Regions from separate parts of the Homo sapiens genome. Here all the other regions are linked to region 1. A link is a loop called in an ENCODE intact Hi-C map of the cell type or tissue named here. Cell type or tissue: heart left ventricle. All regions are shown on one strand.

Region 1 (2,500 bases):
ACCATGGAATCTTCCAGCTCTCTGGCATTTATCTATGGGTAGAACAAATGTATACTGAAGTCCTACATGAGCCAGCCAAGCACTATGGCAGGTCCTGGAGATGCAATGAGAAGCAACACAGACATTCTCTTTGCCTTTATGTTCCATTATCAAGTCATTTTCTAAACACCGAGACACAAGTGTTAGACTCTAACAGACCTAATTCTAATTAGAGCTTTTAAAGGTGTTAGAACCCAGGCCAGGTATGAACCTAGCTACACTATCATTTACTTATGTGCCAAAGAGTTTGATCATACCCATTTCAAAGATCTATTCTAAAGATTAAGTAATTATACAAAAATGCCTGGAACATAGCAGGACCTCTATAAACATAGCTATTACCATTTTCATTATGAATCCCATTGTTTGCTGATTTAATTACCAACATACCCTCCACACATTTCTTTTCAAGTCACTTAACAGCAAATTTAATTTCACCAGACACACCTCAATGTCAGTCAATTCCTCATCTTTCACTATTTAGGAAATATTTTTGCTAATCATCTGCCAGAATTCTTGTTATTTTCAGAGTAACTTGTGTAGCTGTTATTCAGTTTTCACTCTTTGACACTCTTAGTAGATTCTTTGTTGGTTTCTTTTCTTCTCTGGGACAATAGTAAGGTGTCTAGGTTTCAAATACTTAGCTTCTATTCAAAAAGGAAAAAAAATACTTTTGGATAATGATTGTTTCCTTAGTGGTTAAAAACAGAGGGAAAAGAAGCAGGAGAGGGGGCTGGCACAAAGAGAGATGCTATGACACTTAGCATCTTCCAGAATTTTGGTCGTCTCTACTGAGAACATTTCCAGCAGATGAACACCAAAGAAAAAGGCACACAGGTCAGGACGCCATCTGTTGCTCAGTTGGAACAGACCATTCTGCTCAGAAACCACGGAAGTGTGATATTGCCCTTCACTTCCCACTCCCTGACCAACACAATTCCTAACAAATCTTCAAGTGTGTGTGTGTGTGTGTGTGTGTGTGTGTCTTATGCAACAACACAAACCCAGGAAACATCACACCCTAAACAAATAATCCCCTTCCCCTTAGCAGCATCCTAGATACACAAAGTATGCAATAGAATCCAAAGAACCCTACAATCCCGAAAAACACAGAGATGAAAAGGCTGCCCTCTCCCAATTTCAGCCTTGGAGAACTTCCTTAATGCCACAGCCGAACTATGTAATTGTGACCACACTTCCTTATGGCTGCAGTGCCACCTAGCGGCCAGGTGAGCTAGGGGCGCACTCATTCTCAGTCTGAAAAAGCAACTTTTATCTGCTGACTCTTCAATTCTTTCCAGAGAGGAACAGAAGTGGCTGGTGCACATGACGGCCAGAATTAGGAATCATCAGGGTTCTATCACATTCAAACTATTTCCTGATTATAATCACATCCAAATCACCCAGAAGAGACAAAAGAGGATAGAAAAATTCCTGCCAACTTTAGGTTTTCATGTCCAAATGCATCCTCATACAAACTCACAAACTAGCACAAATATTGAGTCTAAATCCAGGCAACCTTGTGTATTTTAAAGTCTTCAAGGCATGCAATTATATACATTAAATTATTTTCAAACAAAAAGAAAAGTGAAAAATAGGCTCTAAAGAACCAGTAATGAGATTCTTCTTTTCTCTTTTCCATAAACAGTTCTGTCAGTTGCTGACATTTCTGATGCCATCAGACACTTATAACTGGACTGCAACTTTATCTGCATAGAATAACCAAAAGCGTATGCACCTTTTACAGATGACAGCTTAAATAATGTAATTTGTTTGAGACTTAACGTGGGGATACACAACCTAATTCAGTTCATTTTAAACCCAAATTATTCTGGTTAATAGCCTGGTAAATCTCAGAACAGAAAGTGTGCACCGCTGCTAAGTATTCCATATTAAAAATAGTTTGTGATGGGATGTGCTTTTTTTAATTTAAAGTTTAATGTACATTAACATTTTTAGATGAAAAACTGACAATCTGAGAACAGTTCTAAATTCTCCTTTGATTATTTTTCCGGCGCGTTGAAGGCATGATATAGCTACATAAATAGGCTAACACTCTGGTTCTTTGGAAGATTAGTGTCTGTCCGATCGTATGCCCGTTTTTATAACTCTCTAGTGGGTTTTTAATGCAGAATGGATCATGTCCACACTCCCGGCTGGGATTCCAAGTCACAAAAGTCTTTCTTAATTTCTGATCCATACCTCCTGGTTGACTTACTCACTGTCCCCTGCTGAGATCCACCCTAGACTAAATTTTAAGCAGGCCAAGTTGATTCTTTCCTGCCCACACTTTCCACACAAGCCAGCAGCCCTCCCCTACCACTTGGCACATTCTCCAACCGATTCTTGCTGTTGAACCGGGGTAGCGTTCCCAGATGTCTTGGTCTGCTTGGGTTGCTATCACAGAAAACCTTAGACTGGGTAATTCATAAACAACAGAAATTTACTGCTCACAATTCTG
Region 2 (2,500 bases), 170 kb before region 1:
TCGATCTCCTGACCTCGTGATCTGCCCACCTCGGACTCCCAAAATGCTGGGATTACAGGCGTGAGAACCCTGTATTTCTTACACAGGGACATGGACTGCTTCCCCCAAGAGTTGGAGATAAGACAGCAGACACACCACCTCTGGAAAAAAAAAAGTGTATTATCAGCAAGCTTTGTGCAAATTCAGCTCCTTTTAGTCTGTAACTACAGAGAACGAAAGTGTCATACCCTCCCCCAGCGACCATGACACCTTTATCTGGAACCCAGCTGTATTCGAGATTTACTGTGTGGCCTTGGGCAGCTCATTTAACCTCTCAGTGTCTTAATTTCTTCATCTGGAAAATGAAGACGCTACCTACATCATGGGCACAGCGTTTCAAGGTTAATGCATGAGGCTGATATTGAAATGCAGCTTAGCAGGGGAACGTCTAATTCTGGGGAGGAAGTCAGGCACAGCAGTGCCCTTCTGGGGGTTATAACATGTGCAGGATCACAGAGCTGGGCCCTAAGGTCAGGAATGCACATGGCAAGCTCAGTAAGCCACTCCAAATACACCACCTGGAGTCTTTTATTGTTATTGCCGAGTAGAGTTGATAAAGCAAACAGAGCAAAGGGTCGGGAGGCCTAATTTATCAAACGTTATTGATACAGATCTCATATTGACAGGCAATGAGCCACTTTTGGATTCAGATCCATAAATCCATTTTATAATACAGTCCAATCCCAACACTTTGCCCTCAGATCCTTCCATCTAGACATGAGAAATCCATCCTGCTTTGCCTGCAGTCTGTCAAATGTCACCACAGAGTGCAGAAGCCACCCTGCCAAGTCTATATCCTGAACTAAATCCCAGTGGAAACTTCCCAGATATAAATAACCACTATGAACATACAGGAAAGAAAAATAGCTATGAAGTTGCACTCCTACTTTTTTTTTTCATTTTAGCCTGTGACAAGTAAAAATCATAGAGTTATTCACTCTCCAAAAACAATCTAAAACCAGAAGGTTTAACCAATCCAATTTTCTGGTCACCGTGACGACTATTTTAATCTGTGAGGCCGCGTTCAGGACACATACACAGGCCTTGCCCGTGGTTGTTTCACAGCCAGCCCCTGCTGGAAACTCCAAAAGCGGCTTCCGTTCCTGGACTCACTGTGGGCAGTGGCATTTGATGACACTCAGGGTCTCGCGCCATGAAGACAGAATTCTCTGTTTACAGTCAGAGAAGGAGGAACTTTCCTTCAACTTGAGGGTTGAGAGTGAGATCCCGGGGAATCGGTTGGGAGGAAACCCCAGGTTAACAGTGGGAGGAGAAACTCACTCAATGTTTTTGCAAGGCAGGGAAACATGACATAAAGAAATCAGAGAACTGAGTCTGAACGTGGGGATATCTGGGCTTGAATCATGCCGAGCCAAGTGTGTGTGACTTTGGTTAAACTATACTACGTCCCTAAGCCTCAATTTCCCCATTGATGACAGGTGAAGGGGGTTGCTGTAAGATTCAAATAGTACAAAAGCCCCTAGCACAATACCTAGCCCATAGTAAGTGCTCAATACATATTCCTTAAACCATAATCTACATAGAGAAGTATGCAATTATTGATATCACTCATTAACCAACGGGCAGAAGTTCATTTATTGAATGCACACCCTATGTCAAGGACAGCACTAAACGGTGGGAACAGAGAGGCAAAAAGAATAGAGTATGATGCTCGTCCTCAGGATGAGACAGTGGAAATGGGCAGGACTAGATAAGGAGACTGGTTGTCTCTAGATATGAGGACCAGGTGTAACATGGGCAGAACACTGCAGATGTAGAGCCTGCAGGGCAGGCACGCCACACCCAGGCTCGAGGAACTCTGTAATTATCACACCATTCCTTGCCCGGTGTGGCTGGTTACATTCTGGTTTCCTGCAATTTCTGGACTAACACCTGTGCTCATTTGCTCAGGGAAGGCAAACTCATCTTAATGTTAGCTTCAAATAAGTTGATAGGAAGGTAAATCTGCAAATTTAAAAGCCTAAGCATGGATTGGCTTAGGATTATCTGAGCTTTTAGGTTTTTCTGACCATATCCAAGGAGAGATACAGGAGAGATACACAGGTGTCATCCTGAAAAACTGAAGGTAAATTAAAATGCCATCTACAGTATTAAACTCTTTTTCCCATTGATTTGCAACAGGCATTTGCATTTTGGGGGCATGCACTCTTTGAAATCTGTCCTCATGCACAATAAAAAGAAGGAGGTGGGAAGAGGCAAAAGAAGAGAAAAGAAGGAAGAGGAAGGAGAAGGGATGGAGAAAGAGGAGGAGGAAAAAACTAAATAACTTCCAAATAGCACAGGTCTCAGGCTGGCCATTCAGAAGTCCAGGTCAGGTCAAGGGGAGGTTTTTGCCCCTTTGCAATAGAATGCAGGAAATGGGAGAGAACTCACTCATCAAGCTACAGTCTTTCCTTCTGTAAGCCTCCTACCCTACAATACACCTACTGGCTTCTCCCTC
Region 3 (2,500 bases), 180 kb before region 1:
CTAGGGCTAAAGACCAAAAAGTTAAAGCGCTTACAAGGCAAATAATTTGAAGAGGCAGGATAAAATCAAAAACAGAATTTAAATGGTCCCAGCCTAAGAATTTATAAAAGACTAAGTCCTGACCTGTGACAGAGATGAGAACTTTATTGGGCACGTAATTCAGAAAGGCAGGAAAAGCTGATACACAGAACACAATGAATGTCAGGTTCAGGATTTAAATCTCAGTCTGACAGGGTCGGGAAAACCAATACAATAACGCCAGGGAGGAGAGATGTGCTGTGCAAATCCAGTGCGGTTTAGAACTTTGACTGCATAATTAGCCCGTGTTGTAATTAAGAATCTAGAGGGCCTACTGAAATGAAAGCACAATGGGCAGATTTGGATTCTGCTGCATGGAACCAGCATACTTAACACAGTAAGAGTTTTCCCTGATTTTAGCTGGACACTTTGGTAACTGACAGCCAGCGAGGCTTATAAAGATCTTCACACTACCTGTTTATAACAGACGTGACTGACAGAAGGGAAATATTTTAAAAGTCCTTAGAGGGTGGCTGCATCTTTGGGTTTTCTATTTAGCTTCAGGAAAAAATACTTTTTCCAGTTATAGTTTCACTATCTGATCACAGAAAACTGAGTTCATTACAGGCATGAGGTCAATGCTGTGTTGATCTCTAAGCCAATGATACACTGGCATTACAGGCTTGTTTTATTTATAGAGAACCATGATATCAAATTAGATGGGAAGGAAGACAGGGAAGAATTTAGCTCCAATTAGAATAAGTGTCTCTGGAAGGCATCTACTACCAGTTTTCTAAAAATATAAGACAATGTCATGGATTCTATCTTTGTCTTTTAAAAAATCAGAGGAGAAAAGTAAGACGCTTACACACTACTGTGGTTATGTGCTAATTCAAAGGATCCACCTTTACATAGAAGTAAAGTAGCCTGGGAAAGTAATGTATCCTGTTCATTTCCACTGCTCTTTCACGTAATCCAATAAACAGACCCCAGTGATCACTGGCTCAGCTCGTCATACTAATTGGGCAAAATGAAACAAAGTAAGATATGCTTTTCTTTTCTGTTCTGTTCTTTCTTTTTAGGATAGTCCTCTATTACAAGTATTTGCAACATGAAAACAAAACATCACACTCTAGAGGAATAATGGAGACACGTTAGCCTCTGCAAGAACTCCACACCACAAATTTTTGGCTCTTGGCACTTCTGAAATACTCATTTTGGGAATATTGTTTAAGGCAAGGTAAGAGGACACCAGTAATCTTATTTTAGTAATGATGCATCAAGAAAAAACTCCACTGGCCACTTAACAACCACCAAGGTACCTAGAATCTAAAGAAAAAATGTCAGAGAAGCATCCACTTACGGATTCAGAATCTTAAATCCTAGGGGGGTGGTGACTTTAAGAAACTGACATTTATAAGAATCAAGAAAGGAAGACCTCAGTAAAAAACGTGGTGAGCAGAAGCTCTTGGGCCCTTAATATAGTTTATCTTTCACATAAAGGTATCTTGAAAACCTTTACACAAGTCCTTTATGAGGGAATAATTTCTGAGCTGGGGCAGACATGGTCTTTCAAATCCATTCTCAGTTTAGAAAGCATTTGTAAGGAGGATTTTTCCCAGCCACCACATGAGAATTGTCTGATGCCCTTGGAAATCTCTGTAATTAACAATAAGCCTCTTTCACAATTGAAAGTGGACCCTCATACCCTAAAGTAGCACTGATGTTTCTATTTCTGACCTACACCTTGCATTTTATGCAATGTCTTTGTAAAAACCAAGGGCAAGAACAACCTGGAGAGAAATTTTCAAATTTTGGACCAGAGCCACCAAATCAATAATGGCAGAACAAAATGAATTATCAACCTCCACTGCTTCAATCACAGGGAAAGGCAAGGAGTTAGCCAAAAGAGAAACTGCAGTCAATGTTAAGAAACAGAATGAATTGACTTTGAGGTAGGCTTATATCTAATTAAATGAGACTGGGGGCAAAGGTAAGGTAGACTCATCCACAGCTGATAAGGAAGTGATCAGAGGAGGTGACTCAGCTCAACTGAACTGCCTTTTCCAAGCAGAAAAGGAGAGCAGAAAGTGTTAGAGGGTGGGGGACCCACAGTGGAGAAACTGCAAGTTTTTCAGAGGTGTGTTTTCCTTCATCCTGTGACTATATGGATTAACAATCTCAGACTCCCACCACTAGCAATTAAGTTACCATCAATATCCCAGGGTTGTGTGTGAGCCTAAAGGAATAAAATCCTTGCTGTGGGACGGCATATCAACCAAATCAAAGAAGAAAACGAAATTGGTATACATACTATTGCTTTCTTACTTGTCAGCCAACAGTTTTGAAACTTTTGGCATGTATCCGGAAGCTTTATAATGAGAATTTCCAGACTTTCGGGTCGTATCATGAGCAGACACCCATCTGATGCTGGGTGGGTCTTTGGGAGGAGTGAGCAAGCTTTATCTAAGGACAAAAAACA

What was found. Hi-C counts contacts between places; a loop is a spot of excess contacts. Peaks named below come from ENCODE experiments on the same cell type or tissue, not always from the same donor. Only the 100,000 strongest peaks of a DNase experiment are listed, where the experiment ranks them.
Region 2: a loop joins it to region 1, with 4 times the contacts of the local background. A loop is called at or near these places in 15 of 110 quality-filtered maps.
Region 3: a loop joins it to region 1, with 2.4 times the contacts of the local background. A loop is called at or near these places in 10 of 110 quality-filtered maps.

Annotation. Positions count from the first base shown.
Region 1 is chr4:24,418,359-24,420,858 of GRCh38, forward strand. It overlaps a transcript of PPARGC1A not described here. Among named protein-coding and RNA genes, the nearest start is that of MIR573, 100 kb to the right of the region's middle. In heart left ventricle, CTCF peaks have their summits at 1,261 (motif pointing left) and 1,463; a DNase peak (open chromatin) is centred at 1,263.
Region 2 is chr4:24,248,345-24,250,844 of GRCh38, forward strand. It overlaps a transcript of PPARGC1A not described here. Among named protein-coding and RNA genes, the nearest start is that of MIR573, 270 kb to the right of the region's middle. In heart left ventricle, no CTCF peak of the experiment used is centred here; a DNase peak (open chromatin) is centred at 1,117; H3K4me3 peaks cover 633 bases; H3K27ac peaks cover 1,671 bases.
Region 3 is chr4:24,233,781-24,236,280 of GRCh38, forward strand. It overlaps a transcript of PPARGC1A not described here. Among named protein-coding and RNA genes, the nearest start is that of MIR573, 290 kb to the right of the region's middle. In heart left ventricle, no CTCF peak of the experiment used is centred here; no DNase peak of the experiment used is centred here; H3K27ac peaks cover 1,566 bases.